Regions from separate parts of the Homo sapiens genome. Here region 2 is linked to region 1. Evidence: chromatin loops called from intact Hi-C (ENCODE). Cell type or tissue: PC-9. All regions are shown on one strand.

What was found. Hi-C counts contacts between places; a loop is a spot of excess contacts. Peaks named below come from ENCODE experiments on the same cell type or tissue, not always from the same donor. Only the 100,000 strongest peaks of a DNase experiment are listed, where the experiment ranks them.
Region 2: a loop joins it to region 1, with 3 times the contacts of the local background. A loop is called at or near these places in 2 of 110 quality-filtered maps.

What each region holds. Positions count from the first base shown.
Region 1 is chr6:1,948,344-1,956,343 of GRCh38, forward strand. The region is part of intron 6 of GMDS (GDP-mannose 4,6-dehydratase); the gene reads right to left. Among named protein-coding and RNA genes, the nearest start is that of GMDS, 290 kb to the right of the region's middle. RefSeq lists an enhancer at 4,072-5,271. In PC-9, no CTCF peak of the experiment used is centred here; DNase peaks (open chromatin) are centred at 1,478 and 4,668; H3K4me3 peaks cover 580 bases; H3K27ac peaks cover 1,961 bases.
Region 2 is chr6:2,430,883-2,438,882 of GRCh38, forward strand. No RefSeq gene overlaps it. Among named protein-coding and RNA genes, the nearest start is that of GMDS-DT, 190 kb to the left of the region's middle. RefSeq lists enhancers at 2,943-4,142, 3,281-4,014. In PC-9, no CTCF peak of the experiment used is centred here; DNase peaks (open chromatin) are centred at 1,599 and 3,409; H3K4me3 peaks cover 367 bases; H3K27ac peaks cover 3,761 bases.

The DNA.
Region 1 (8,000 bases):
CAAAATTTAAATTACAACTGCATCTATGTAATTTTTGTTAGTCTAGTCACAAAGTAAAGTAAGGTTTTCTTCTTGTAATTGACACAACCATATACATTTCATGTAAGATTTTTACAGGACCATTAAAAAAATACATGTATCACTTAAAAAAATACTTGAAAAAATTAGCCTGGTGTGGTAGTGTACACCTGTCGACCCAGCTGCTCAGGAGGCAATGGCAGGAGGATCTCTCGAGCCCAGGAGTCCGAGGCTGCAGTGAACTATGATCACCGCTGTACTCCAGCCTGAGCACTGTACAACACAGTGAGGCTGTGTCTCTATTAAAAAAAAAATACTTGACAGTTTCACTAATTTTCTTAAGAATCTTTCACACGTCCTTGATATTTATCCATAAGCCTTTCATTCATCATCGTCTTTTCTTGACTTTCCTAATTCAAATGTTAACTGGTTTACCTGCCAAAATCTCGTTTTGAATGGCTTTTCCTGTGATTCCAGCAATTCTTCAATACTACTTACATTTTATTTTTTTGCAATTCACGGGTGTCTCGCCGAACTACTCTGTTTTATCTGTCAACACCACTGAAAGATTCTTGGCTTTTGGTTCAGGACCATCTTCTGTTGGCTGGCACTGCAGCGTTCACATTTCTCACTGTCCTCTTATGCCAGTAGCCACAGCAATCCCACTAACAGAGCTGCCTCCAACAGGGTCTTTCACTTTGGAAGGGAAGGAGTAAAAAAACTAATTCTCTAGCTTTCAGCATTGAAAATACAGGAACAGGGAAGAAAAGAGAAAGGAAATATGAAATAAATCTTCAAAATCTACTATGCACTGTATTAATCTTTTCCCTGTAAGTTTTCCCCATCACCTTCACAGTGAGCTGAAATGACAGAGCTGCACTTTGCTCCATCAGGTGGGCGTTATTAACCTCTCCATGTGCAGATGCAGAAACTGAGATCTGAGTAAGTGACGTGCCCAAATGCACACAGCTGATGATGAGTGGCCAAATTCTCTGTGTATATATACTGCGTGGCTATATTGCAGGGAACTGTGCTACATGTCATCAGACAGTTATCAGTTTGGTTTCAAACATAAATGTCACAGACATTACAAAACACTGAAAAACAACCCCTTGAATTCAATTTAACAATTCCAGAAATCTCACCTCAGGAGATGGGAGGGATTTCATTTTGTTTGGTGGTAATCAGCACCTGCATTAGACCAAGTATTGCTTCAAAAGTCTTTTATGTTTAAGCAATTACACCTCATCTCTCCACAAAGAATAACATGGGCCAGACAGCTTTGTGATCGCCAAGTGTACATGTCATCTATGAAGTATCATAGTCTACAAATGCAATGGTAAACCAGATGATGTCACTTTGTGCCCCAACCAGAAAGGCTACCCAGAACCTGGTGGGTCCAAGAGTAGCGGCCAACAATCTAACCATTTATGGACAGACAAATGGTATTGTGTAAAACCTATAATGCTCTACTGAACTCCAACAGGAGATTACTTCATCCCCTGATTTCACAATGGGCTGCTAAAATTTTTTGCAATAAATTAAGTCTCTGATGCTCATCTACAAAAGCCACAAAGCACCTTTTATAGCTAGAAATACAAACAAAATATTAAGGTATTTGCTATTGGTTTGCCTGTTTGATACTTCTACAGTGCATGATTTGAATTTGCCAAACTGGCCAATATTCAGTAATTTTTTAAAGATTATTTTATTTAGACATGTTATATGTAGTATTTACACAGAGAGAAAGTGTTTTCTGCCTATTGTGATTAACTGAAAACAAGTCCCAGTTACCTAATTTCTATCATGCATTATATTATTCCCTAAAGCACTAAAACATCTATGAATTCTAATAGTTTTAAAGGAAAATTCTCATATGCAGTGAACCCTTCACACTAATATTAGTATAATCCTATGCATTGAAAGATAATCTTGAATCAGTTCTAACTGTTGTTTTATATCAAAGCCAGATCATGGACTCTACAACTTATTCTCAAATGAAAAATGTGTTATTCTTATAACTAATAACAAAAAGTAAACATGTTCATTGATTTTGGAGGCTTGGGAGGGTCCCAAACCCATCTTGACTTGGCTCGTGAATCAGTGGGTCACTGAGGTGAGGGTTCAGCCTCCAATGATTAGAAGAGTCCTGGGTTTGAGTTGGGTCTGACCTGCAGCAGACCATAATACTTAAGGCCCTGGAGCTATTTGAATCCGAATGTTTTCTTTGGTGTTCACGTAAATGTTTGCTAAAGTTCTATGAAGAATTTACTGTAAAGTGAAAGTGATACCTAAAGAAAAATGAGACCCTACTGTTGTTCTATGAAGAATTTACTGTAAAGTAAAACTGAAGTGTAACGAAAAATGAGATGGCATTCATCTCATCTGTTACAGGTGGCATTCACACAGATTCTGCAAGCACATTTGGAAGGATGACATCCTAGGGCAGAGTTTCTTATCCTCACCACCATGAACCATCTGGACAGGACAGGCGTTTGTTATAGAGCCATCCCGTGCACACCACTATGAACCATCTGGACAGGACAGGCGTTTGTTATAGAGCCATCCCGTGCACTGTAGGATGTTCAGCAGCATCCCTGGCCTCTACCTACCAGACACCAATAGTAGCCCCCTCCTCCGTTGGGACAAGAAAAATATCTCCAGACACTGCCAGACGTCCTCTGGAGGAAAGAGCCACTCTCTCCCCATTCCCCACCCCTAGTTGAGAACCACTATTCTAGAGCATTAATCTTATCTTTACAGCAACAAATAAAGACAATCTTTAAAAAACAAATCAAAAGGAAAATTACCCCAAATTTTACTTAAATTTTGACAAGTAATTTTTACATGAATTATTTTAAAAATTCTGAAGATTAATTTATAAAGATAAATACAGTCAGACATTTTATAAAGCAAAGTACTTGGCAGCTAAAAAAATGCTCAAGACGAAAACTCAAAACCACAAGTTCATGAACCTTAAAAATGCCAGATTCTTTCAGTCAGGTGAATACTGTGTTTAGACTGATGTATATGATTTCTTATGAAGCCCATATTTAAAGGAATGTCCTATCTCATCTAGAAATGGCTCAGTATCTAAACAGTGCTAGTACACCATCCATTTGTGGCAATCTCACACGGTTAATTATGGGTATATTTAAAGTACTTTATAGCTTCCCATTGCCACATGATTTTTAATGTTTTATTTTTTATTTTGTGGTAGGGATGAGGTTTCACTATATTGCTCAGGCTGGTCTACAACTCCTGGCCTCAAGTTATCCTCCTGTCTTAGCCTCCCAAAGTGCTGGAATTACAAGCATGACCACCATGCCCGGCCTGATTTTTAATGTCTTTTATATTAGTTCTTCCTATTACCAACTTCTTGATAACAGGCAAGAGAAGTTATTTATTTCATATCACATTTATATTCTAATATTATAAAACTATGTTTATTGTAATTATTTCTGTCAAACATCTTAAAGGAATATTGCCTTTAAGCAAACTAATGGTCTTTTACAAAGATAAGAGCAGCTGAGACATTCCGTTTCCAACTTGTCCACTTGCTTCACTGCCAAGCTGAGGTGGCCCACTCAGTGTCACAGGGGTTTCTTTGCTCAAGTTCAACTCTAAAATTCGTATATATGTTATTTCCACAAATATGTACAATATTTACATGACTTCTCCTAGGATTATTTCTGGTCTCCGTGTTAGCATTTATTGGCTTCACGACCTTGGACAACTCAATCTCATGCTGCTTCTGTTTCCTCATTGCTGAAAAAAGGGAGATGAAAGAAGCTTTAAATTCCTATTTCACAAATTCTGAGGGTATTTTGGGAGAATACCTACAGGTGGATGTTAACTGGCTGCTCCCTAGAAGCTCTTTCAAGGAAAAAATAGTATCTAATGGCTTAATACACATTTTTAAAATTAAAAAATAGAGAAAAATAGAAGTACACATGAATTTCATTTCCACATACAGATAAAAAATTTGTAAGTTAAACAAGTTAGTCAAAATGTCTCTGAAAGTACCTGTGGAGTATTAAATCACTATGTCAAACGCAACACGAAGAGCTAATGAGCGTGCATTTTTCACAGTAAGGATGATGATGATGATGATAGCCAAACCCCTCTGATTCCTCAGCTGGGAGATGATTAAAAAAAGTTCTTCGTGACTCAGAATGAAATACAAAATAAACCAGCTTTCTGGAAGTATTTACTAGGATCTCATGAAATTCTGAACAGACAGTTTAGCAACGGAAGCGCTCCTGGGGGAAGAAGGTAGTGATGGATCTGTTGCAAGGCCCCATGGTCAGAGACAGAGGAGCAAAGTTACATATGGCAAGTAGAAGAGAGGCTCAGTTAGGCGTTAGGCAAATATGGAAAGGAAGAGAAAAGAAGATCCACAGGGAGAGAGAATGCTTTACCCAGACTGAGTAAATGTCCCATTCTTAAACACTGAGAGAAGAAAGAGTGGGAGGAGAATGGAAGAAATACGCTGTCAACAGGGAACGTGATTTCTTACTCAGGCTAAAGGTATCCAGGGATGAAGCCAATCCCTATGAGTGACTCACGGCTGGTAACCAACGGCCCACGAGGTAGGCTCATGTAACCAAACATCACCTCCTCAGTCAGTCCTGGAAGTAGAGGTTACTACATTGCCCAAACTTTCCTAATGATCGAAAGACTAAAATGAGTCAACATAAGAAAAATATCCTCATCGAAAGACGGAAATCTTCAACTGATCTCCTGCGGAAAGCAAAGGGCTGCTGGGTATGAGAGGCAGGCCTGCCAACAGCCGGCAGCACAGAACAACTTTCTCCGTCACACCCCTGGGTCAGGGCTTTCTCCTCCAGGACGTGGACCCTAGGAAGTCTCACAGAAACCGAGGCTGCTGTTCTTAGTGTAGGAAATCAAAGCGGCTAATTCTACACTCATACTGAAAACTGAAAAATCACATTTAAAAAAAAAGAATGCTGAATATTATGTGTGTTTCACCCTTTATTCACAATAGCTACTGTCATCAAAATTAGGAAATCAGGGATAATCTAATCATTAAATTTTTTAACCTTCCAAAAGTAGAAGGTAGAATGTATTTTTTGTTCCCTCTTAATTATCATGCAAAATGTTTTTTCTTAATTTAGAATACACTCATATTAGTGTTATTTATAGTTTTGTAAAGGTCACCATATTTGTATTTATGGCATGCCAAAGTACTCTGCCAATGTTAAGAATTAAGACATAATTAGCCCCAACTGGTTACATTACATATGTGATGAACAGTAGTTATTCTTCTTATTTACCTCCTAATGTAATAAACAGTCAAAACTAGAAATATTGTTAGCTTTACTAAATAGGCTTGCTTCCCATGTTCCAATTTATAGCATAATCTTTAAGAGTAGATTTTATTACTGGTAAATAACATATTTGAAAAGAAACTAATATACTTATTTATGAACTATTTTTAAATAATTAAAAAAACCTCTCAATATTTTCCCCATAGTTCACAACTTATATAATAATTAATATCTTTATGACAAGTCTGATTGTTTAGTTTTTCAAAGAAATGTAATAAGGCAAGAAAATTTTTGTACATGTCTATTTCCTCATAGATATTAAACAGTTTGAGATAATAAACAAAACCTTTTTCCCTAGAGAGTCTATTCTCTATTACAGATAATGTGAAGCTGTATTTCCAGTAGAAAGCTATCATTATATCCACATTTGTGGCAAAAAGAATACTGTATGTATGTAAATATAAAAATAAAGATATGTAATGGAACAGCCAGGGAGATACACAATTTCAGGTTTGAAGAAACAATACAAAAGGAAAAAGCAGTTTATTAAGTGTGTAATAATAGTATGTTTTTAAAAGCCCTGTACAACCTTAACTAAAAATTACTTTATCACTGAAAACCGTTAATGACCATCTGTGCCTTTTGCTGGTAGAGGGCTTGCCTCAGTGTCGATGGCTGCTAACTGATCAGGATGGTGGTTGCTAAAGGCTGGAGCGGCTGTGGCCATTTCTTACAATAAGACAACAATGAAGTCTGCTGCAATCACTGACTCTTCCTTTCAGGAAAGATTTCTCTGTAGCATCCAGTGCTGTGTAACAGCATTTACCCGCAGTAGAATTTGTTTCAGAATTGGAGTCAATCTCTCAAACCCTGCTGCTGCTTTAACAACTAAACCTATGTAGTATTATAAACCCTTCTTTTGTTATTTTGACAACATTCACAGCATCTTCACCAGGAATAGATTCCATCTTAAGAAAATACATTCTTTGTTGATCCATAAGAAGCAGCTCCTCATCAGTGAAAACTTTATTATGAGATTGCACACGATAAAAGCAGTCACATCTTCAGATTCTACTTTTAATTCTAGCTCTCTTGCTATTTCCCCCACATCTGCAACTACTTCCTCCACTTGGAGGCCAATGGAGGGCTATTAAGTGGCCTAATTTCAATATTGTTGTGTCTCAGGGAACGGGGCGGCGGTGGCAGGGGGTGGTAATGGCCAGTTGGTGGAGCAGCCAGAACACACACAATATTTACGGATTAAATTCACTGTCTTTTATGGGTGCAGTTCATGGTGCCTGAAAACAATCACAACAGCAAAACCAAAGATCACTGATCACAGATCACCGTAACAGATATAATAATAATCAGAAGTTTGAAATATTAGGAGAATTCTCAAAATGCGACACAGAGACAGGAGGTGAACACCTGAAAAAATAGTACCTACAGATTTGCTTAATGCAGGGTTGCCACACACCTTCAGTATGAAAAGAAGAAAAAAGCAATATCTACGAAGCAATAAAATAACATATGCCTAAACTCGTGTATTTAAGTGTACCCAAACAGAAAAAGTACAGTAAAAATGTGACTTTTTAATTATAATACAGTATGATAATCTTATGGGACCACTGCAGTCCATCATTTACCAAAATTTGTTATGCAGGTTATGATTGCCTACTTTTTTATTTTAAAAAACTGAGTACATATGAAAGAAAGCACCTGGTTAATGTCTGTGAATATCAGTATATAATACATAGTAATAGTTATTCATAAAACATATACTACTATATACATTTTCATGACTTATAGACATTTAATTCTAAAATTCTGTTATTCTTATTAATTTGTAGTAAATATTACTAAAGTGCTCCCATTTCATAAGAAGCAAGTCTATAGCACAAGTGCCATCCACCCTCTTGCTTTCACCAACGGAGTGACTGGAAGGCTGACTGAGGGATGCAAAGTCGCAGATTATTGGCTCTATTCCCTAAATCAGTGATTTCCAACTGTTGATCTGATGCTAGCATAGGTGATTCTTACATCTCTAGATGTATTACACGGTTCTCAAAACAAATATATTTAGAAAGAAAACCTAAATAAATAAATGAAGTCTTCAAAAAAAAAAAAGAAAAAGAAAGAAAACCAAAAATGGTTGGGATGGAGAAAAGACACAGAAGGCAGTCAAAACCGTAATGAGCACGTGTCCAAGCTCAGGAGTTGTGGTTGTTGGACAAACTATGCTACATGTATATCATCAGTTACTAGCTTATTTGGTTTCATACATCACTGACAACTAGCTTTCCTTTAGAGCACTTGGTCATAGTGCTTGATCCTTTGGAGCACTTGGTTACCTGCATACAGCAGTGAAGTACAACAGAACCCCAACCTGCCAAAGCACTTCAGAATTCTGCTTAAGGACTGGCTCACTATGCTCTTTAACATTTATAGGAAATCTTTCTAAAAGACTACCTTGCTACCATAGGAGAAACCCACAATCAACCCAAGTGAAAGTTTTCTCGAATGTTGAGGATCTGTCTACAGCTGGGGCCAGCAAATGTTTTCTTAGAGGCCCAGACAACAAATATTTTAGGCTCTGCACACTACAAGACTCCATAGATGAAAGCAGCCATAGATGATATATAAACAAGTGCATCTGCCTGTGTTACAATAAAACTTTATTTTCAAAACTAT
Region 2 (8,000 bases), 480 kb after region 1:
TTTGCATGGATACTTTAAGCAGGGCAGGCAGATAGTCATTTCCCTCCCTCTTGGAAAGTGTTCCAAGGGGACGGAGGCCACTCAGAAAAACACCAGTAAATCCTATTGGCTTCAAATTTGGATTTGCATCCTGCCTTGGGGTGATGGGTTGGGCAGAGGCCTGGGAGAAGGAGGAAAGTGGAATGAAGAAAAAGGCTTGCATCCAAACCGGAAGTTGCAGTGTCTTGCAGTTCCTTTTATCCTTTCTTTCAGGTAAGATTTCACTTCTTTTTATGCAAACTCAGGCCAAGCCTGTGGTCAAATTCTGCCCCTCAAAGTGGGGGTGAGGATAGGGGGACATAGTGACAGTCTGAAACTCTGGCATTTCCTGATGTCATTCTTCATACTACGAAGGCTGGTTTCTCCTGCTTCCTTGGCTTTCCCGGAGTGCTTACTTCTTCTAACCAGTGAAAACTGAATCTCACAAGTAAGCCCCCAAATTTGGTATCTTGATTGGTGAGGTTCATTCCTGGGGTACTTATTGAGGCACCTGCTGAGGCCCCATTCCTGCCCAAGCATATTTTTTTGTGCAAAATAATAGTTACATTGACCCGGCCCTCCTTCCAACCTAGAGTAGAGTACATGTCTCATCTCTCCCCTTGGTGAAACTGCAGATCCTATTTCTGAGTCTTCTTTGAAGACAAATTCTTCATATGCTATCTTATTCATTACAAAAGCTGTTCACCTTATCTACTGAATATATATATATATATATACATATATGAGCCTGTATTATGACTTCTTTAAGTAGAGGGGCTGATGTTGTCTGCTAATTGATCTTTTGGCCTACTCATGAGCTTTTGGAAACTGAATCAAAAATATTTGTTGATGATACCACAAAGACCCTATGAAACGGCTTTAACTGTAACTTCCTGTAAGAGATTTGCTGAAAACTTGCTTATGACTTCAGGGTGATTTTTACTTATTAGGTGTCTACTCTATTGGCCCCATGTATAGGATGAGGAGAGAGTACTGAAACGATCAGATGCCAGTCAGGCTCCGGAGCATGTCCCTCCCAGCATGAGTTCTATGTCCACTAAAGAGATGGACCAGAGTGCCCATAGCAGCCTTGTTCTTAACAGCACAATCTGGAAACAACTCACGTGTCTGCGTACAGAACCGTGGACACGTAAATTATGGTAGATTCATTCAACACAGAGCAGTGGAAGGGAGCAGATTACTGTTACCTGCAATACGATGACAAAAGGTCAAGTGACAGCAGACAGCTCCAAAGAGTACAGACTCCATGGCTCCGTTTCTATGAAGTTCAAAACTGGGCAAAACTAATTCCTGGCGATGGAGGTCAGAATAGTGTCAACTGGGAGGGGTCATGGGGCAGGGGTCTCGGGTTCTAGAAACTTGTATGTCTTCATCTAGCTGGGATCACCCAGGTGGATGCGTGTCTAAAAATCAGTTGAGTTGCTTACTTAAGATGTGTGCGTTTTGTCAGATGTAAGTGATACCAAAGTTCAATGCTTAAAAGAGAAAGATGAGTCACAGAGTCCCTGGCTTGGAGGAGCTCATGGTCTGGTAAGAAAGAAAAATGCAAAGGGAATCATTTCCCTGGAATGTACTAAGCGTGGTCATGGAGGCATGCACAACGAGGAGACACAGAGACAAGTATGGGGCTCAGGGAAGGAGGAGGAGAGAGAGAGAAACACACAGAACTCTTGGAGAGAGGCAGGACGCTTCAGGAAAGGGACAGCTCAGTGTGTCTGGTGTGGTCCATGCCACTGTCACACCAATGAAGCTGCTCTGCAGAAGGCCACTAAATCCCAGGGATCCTTCCCAGCTTTTCTTCTCTTTGATCTCCATGGCATTTGGTTTTTTCAATGGCTTTTATTTTTGGAAACACTCTCTTGCTTAGCCTCAGTGACATTTCCCATTGGTTTTTTTTTTCTTCTCATTCTTGACCATTTCTTTTTGTTTTCCTTCCTGGTTCCCACTCCCAGTCCTGCCCTTTAAAGGCTGCTGTCCCACAAGGGCTGGCTGTGTCGTCTTCCTCTCTCATCTTGTCTCTGGGCAGCCTCATCCATCTGTGTCCATGGTTTTAACTAACCCTACCTCTCCTTCTACCTTCCCCCAACCCCACTGCCCAAATGTTGTTGACTACAAATTTGGTATCTCCGACCCATATGTCTGTCCACCATTACTTTAAGAATTGCGTTTTACATCCTGAGTGGACATGACTACTCAGATGTCCTGCAGATAGCCCAAAATTTCATATTTCTAAAAGTGGGCTTTTCATCTCCCCTGCTCCCCAAATGTTCCTCTTCTTGTTCTCCCTCATCCTGCAAACTGTCTTGAGAGCTGTCTTTTGTCCCAGGCTCAGCTGGGTGGTCTGCCTCTGCTCTTCGGCCCTACCTTCTGTGCACCCCATCATGGCACAATTCATGCTCAATTCAAAGCAGGGAGCAAAATGGAGGCAGCCACTGTTGTGTGTCTCCACTGCTAAATGAGGCTCTCCCGAGTGCAAGGCTGCAGGGGGGCTTTGGGAGAACTCTTGGTGGAATGCGATTAGGCTTACATTCTTTACTGGCAATTGCCTCAGAGTTTTCCTGTTTTTTCCCATAGCCCTATGTGGACACTGGAATTATGAACCTGGTATTTGATGCAGTGACAGAAATGTAACTGTTGACTTAGGCAGAATGGGAACCTACTGAACAGTGTTGGATTCAATCTGGGGCACAATTGAATCCCAGGCCTTCCAGGATGCGGTCATTCGGATTTGGTCTCTCCCTTTCCCGCTGCCCTCTGTATCTCAGCTTTCCTACCTGGTGGCTTTGCTCTCAGGGGGAAACTGAAAGCTCAGGACTTACTTGACCTTTATGGCTGGCAGTTCCAGCAGAAAGAGGAAGCTTCTCTTCATGACAGCGTCTCTGCACCCAGCTGGGATCATGATCGCCCCGCTGAGCCAATCACCAAGGCAAGGCAGGTGGAATGCCCCTGCACCCCGCCAGGAGCTTGGTGTCCAGCCAACCCTCCAAAAGCCTGAGTCTAGGGTACAGTCAGGCCCACAGGAAACCTGAGGGGCTGTTAGCAGAAGAGGGAACTTATGCTGGCCAAGCAAAACAGCACTTGTGCATCAGAGGCCCTCTTTGAGGAGGCGTGGGAGACACGGCTGTCTGGGCAGGGTTCGAAGCTGGCGACACCATGCTCCAGGCCCAGCCTGGGCCCCTCGCTTGTGGCTTAGCCTTAGGCTCACTCCACCTGTCAGCCCCACACTTCCTACTCAACGGGTCATTGTCAGGTGAACAGGACTCAATGAAAAGGAGCCTTTTAACCTGTATTTTCAATTTGCCCTCTGTCTTTACCTGCCATGGCCTGTGCTGTGTCATGGGAATGAGGAAGGACGGTGCAGCAGCCAGTGCTGGCTGGTCTGTGTGAATCACCTGCAAGTCATGCAGAACGATGTCATGGTGGGGTCAGGCTTCCAGCATCCGCAGCTCACACACCTTTCTATTCCACACAGGACCTGGCACTGGGCTCGGGGCCGCCCCTGCCCCTGGTCCTTCAGTGTTGCTCAAACTAGAAACAGAAGCCATGCTGGAAGACAGAGCTGCTGACCTAAGCCCAAAGCCCAGGTAAGGTGCAGACAACAGGCAGGCACTGGAGTGGCAAGGACCATCACGTGGTTCCTGGGTCCATGCGTGTTCTGCCCGGGCGACAGCTGGCACTCTGAAACACCACTCACAGCTCCAGTCCTGGCCCTGCCGCCACGTTAGCTTGTGCTCTCATGCAGTCACTGACCCTCCCCAGACCTCCGTGTTTTTATCAGGAGAATGAGAAGCTGGATGTCATCGCTCCTTTGCAATGATTCTGAGGTACTGCATTTAGGGAGAAAACCCCACCACACACATGCTCAATACAAACCCTATTTCTGGGGGTAGATTTGATTTAAAACGTCACCATAAACCGTTTAAAGCATCCAGTAATTTACTAATAATGCGTTTCCTGATGAGGGGAGGGAAGGCCGCGGTTTCAATCTCTCCTACTGATTCAGTGTGTGCTGTTCCCTAAAATAAAAATCAGCTTCATCGAAAGCTGCTGAAAGTTTTATGTCGCCTTAGCGCACACCACACCTAAACTCAGCAGGACACTGTTTCCTTGTTAGAGGATACATAGCAGAGAGTTCCAAATAATAGCTCAGCTGTCCAATGTCTACTTAATGGATTAGCAAAGGTAACAAATGATATCTTATTCCTGGCTCCTTCTGCTGAAATGCGATACTTCCAAAGGCTGGAAACCGTTCCCACTTGGTGACCTTCCTCCTTTCAAAGAATGAACATATTTGCTTCTCTCAACCTAGGCCTTTTCCCCTCACCACAGAATAACCCAAAACATCTGGAGATACTGTGGGGTCTCTCTCAAGAAGATTACACGTTCTTTTCAGCTTTTACTTTTCTGGGAGATGAATCTTGACAACTGGAAATTAGCAGCTGGAGTTATGGCAACAAGGAGGGCCCACCTCACGGTCCCGGGGGACGTCTCCGTCCTTCTCTTCAACATCGTCTCTGCCGTTCCCTGCTTACTCTCCCTCCTTCCTTCTTCTTTATTTCTTTCCTCAAGATACTTCACTGACCCTTGAGACTCTAAGACACAGAGAAGCTTCCTCCTCCTCCTTCCCGTTTCTAGCAGGGAAAGAGGCCCCTGGAATAGGAATTGGGCATTCCTGGCTCCCAACACGTTTCCTCTGGGCCTGGCCTGAGGCCAGGGCTGCTGCTTAACGGGGCAGGTTCTACCTCATCTCAAAATACCCCTGAAGGCCATCTAGCTCTGGCCTCTGTGTAGGTGTCAGTAACAGCTGGAGAGCTTGAAGGCAGGTGGAACATGTTCCTCTGTCCCTTCTGTCATTAGGGGTTTTACAGAGCTGGTCCGCGCCATCGCTAATCACTCATTCATTCCTTTCACAGTAATCTTCAAGCAAGGGACCTGTTTGAGTGTCTGCTCCATGACAGGCGGGGGACTCTTTGCCCATGGAAGCTCTAGGGCCATTTTCCAGCTGAGGTTTTAAAAAAAAAGGGAAGATGTGGGTCAGAGGACACCCACAGAGGACAGGTGCGTTCCTTCTCAGGCTGCCGCAAACGTCCTGATGTCTCTCCTCTTCAGTTCCCAGTTGAGAGCTGTCAGCTAGGTTCTTCGAGGCCAACTTTTGCTAATGTTTGGTTAGAGAAAAAAAGAGGAATAAACCCCCCTCTGAGTGCCGATAATTACAAGGATGCCCATTGGTATGTCAAGCTGGGGCTCAGAACAGAAAAGTCAACGCATCATAGGATGTTGTAAGGATGGATGATTTCAGGAAAAGACATATTTTCCCTTGGGATGTGAACAAGTGTGCGTGTGTGGCGGGGAATTGGTAGAAAATCGGGTGATGGGGACTTAAGGAGAGTGTGGGAAGACACTAATGGTTGAAGTGCAGGAGGGTCTAAAGAGCCAGCCTTGTCTGCCTTGGCTGATTTTGGTACAGGTGGAATGTGAAATATGAACTATTTACACATCTCCTATTTCCATGGACTAAGAAAAACAGAGAAAGCTGGGCACAGAGCTATAACTGAGCTCCCTTCTTCTGAACTCCAAACCACTTCTTTAAAATGGACCGTTAGATCTTGGAGGAAGCCGTTTTCCACTAGGCCTAGTGGTGCTGGAGCAGAGCGTGTGCCACCAGCTGAGAAAACAAACCCGAGAAGGAGAAAGTATACTCAGGTTAACAGGCCCCGGGCAAAAAGTCTCCATTCCCTGCCTCCCCGCCCGGCTTGCCCTCCCCTGGGGCTGGAACCGTGGGCTTTGGCAGGAGAGGTCTCAGGTAGGGGCTGAGGATTGGCTGGCCCAGCCGCATAGAACATAAAGAGATTTACAGTCTATTACTTCTGACTTTTATTAAATGAAAACCAGAGGTATAAAAATAAGGCAGCAAATAACACCATAACAGGAAATAAAAGGGGCGAAAAGGGGGCAAGTCCGCACCTTGAGGATGGCGTGCCCATTGCGATGCGGGTGTTCACAGCCACGACTCTCACCAGCCACGCTACACGGAGAGGAAGTCACCGCGGACGAAGGCGGTGGGGCAGGACTGTCTGCATCAGGGGCTCGCGGGTCTAGAGCTCACTGAGAAAGGTTTAAGCTTTGGTGAAATCTTAACTATGCCTTTTCAAGATTTTTCCTCTTTTGCTTGGAAATCTTTGTTTTATTCTAAGTGACATCTCACATATTTGTTTCCAGTTTGTTTTATACCTCCCTGAAACTAGTTAAGTTAAAAGCCACCTGATGCTGGAAAACCCTTTATGGACTGTGTATGTGGATGTGCCTGTGTATGTGTGTGAAAGAGAAAATAGTCATACTTTTTAAGTAGCCAGCAATTGGAGCTAAGGATGACATTCTGAACCTTCGTCCGTAGTTTCCGAGTGGGGTTTGTTCTTTGGAGGCAATTCATGAACCTCCTAGGCACACAGCTCTCATTTGATTGGCAATTCCCAGCACTAAAGAGCAAATCCTGCTTTGGGAACCTCACGTATTTCTTTTCCTTTTTCCAGACCCGTACCTGGGCTCTGATTCATCAGCTAAATTCAGGTGGAAGATATCAGATGCTTATAAAAATATTCTAAAGTCATGCCTAAACTTTAAGGGGGAAAGGTCTAGATGTTTCATTAAACATTTATCACTTTTTTGGAGGCAAAGAAACTTTATTTTCCTCTCTTGGGGAATTACCCAGAAGCCATAAAATGCTGTTTTATAACTGAATATCCCAGTTTACATCTCATGGAACGAAGCAAAATAAATACAAACTTTAAAAATATGGTCACAGCCCATATATTTTAAAAAACATTGTCACCACGGACCAACACAGCTCAAATGTTTCTTTCATGTTTAACCCTATGGGGTGGGTAGATTTCCCCCCAATATCAGTCATGTTTCCCTATGAACTGTCTGATTTCTGCTGTAGTATTAATAAAAAGGAGTGGTAATGGAATCTTATGTCTTATTTACAAAGTAAAATGTTACCAAAATCTGAGAATAATTCCTAGGGATGAATTTCTTTTCTCCTTTCCCCACTGGGCCCTTCAAATTTTTCTTCAGTAGCTTTACTTTTGCTTTTCTTTAAGTTTTACTTTCCCTTGGAGTTTATATGAAGGAAATGGAATGAGGTCTGGGATTTGCTTCAGAACCGCCCAGTGGGGCGAGCTAGTAGGGGATGCAGGTAAGGGTCTAGGTGAGACCGGCTTGGGTGTGAGCTAACTGTTATTGAAGCTACGTGTTGGGCACAGGGAGGTTTATTAGATTACTCTGTTTTGCCATATGTTTGAAAATTTCCATTAAAATGTCTTCCTCAATTCTCTCCAGATTCACTTTTCTCTTTTACTGGACTCTGGTTTGTTGATCCATAATTCTCTCCTGCAGACTCCACGTTTTTTTTCTGGAAAGAGCACCATTTTGCCCAGTTCATGACCTCTGGCAGTGGGATTCCTGGAGCTCTTTGTGAAGCTATCTCAACACTAGAAGACAATGCTTGCCACGCAGTGTGGCTGGGCGCTGCCATCCAGCTTCTGTCAGGGTGCGTGTAAGACATAGGTCCACCAGGGCACAGGCTAGCATGAATGAGGTGGGCCCTGTAGCACCAAAAGCTTCCTCCTTTCGGCTCCATTTTTGCCTCCTCTTCCCTCCCTTCCCCTTCTCTTTGTCTCCCTTCAATATTTCTTCATCTTATTCCTTCTCTTTCCTTCTTTTCTCTCAGTACCAAAGTCACCTCTCTTTCCTATCTCTGGTGTGGGAAAGCTGTTCTATAACAATTTCTCCAATTCAAATTCCTCTGGAGTAGCGGGCCAGAGCTCTTAGCCACTGTAGGGTATCCATCCGCTTTGCTTTACGTAACACAGAACACATCCAAACAGGTGTCTAGACTTAGCCCTTGTTTGACGTGGGCAAAGAAATGCCAAGAGAAATAGCTTGAACTCTGTCTATAGTTG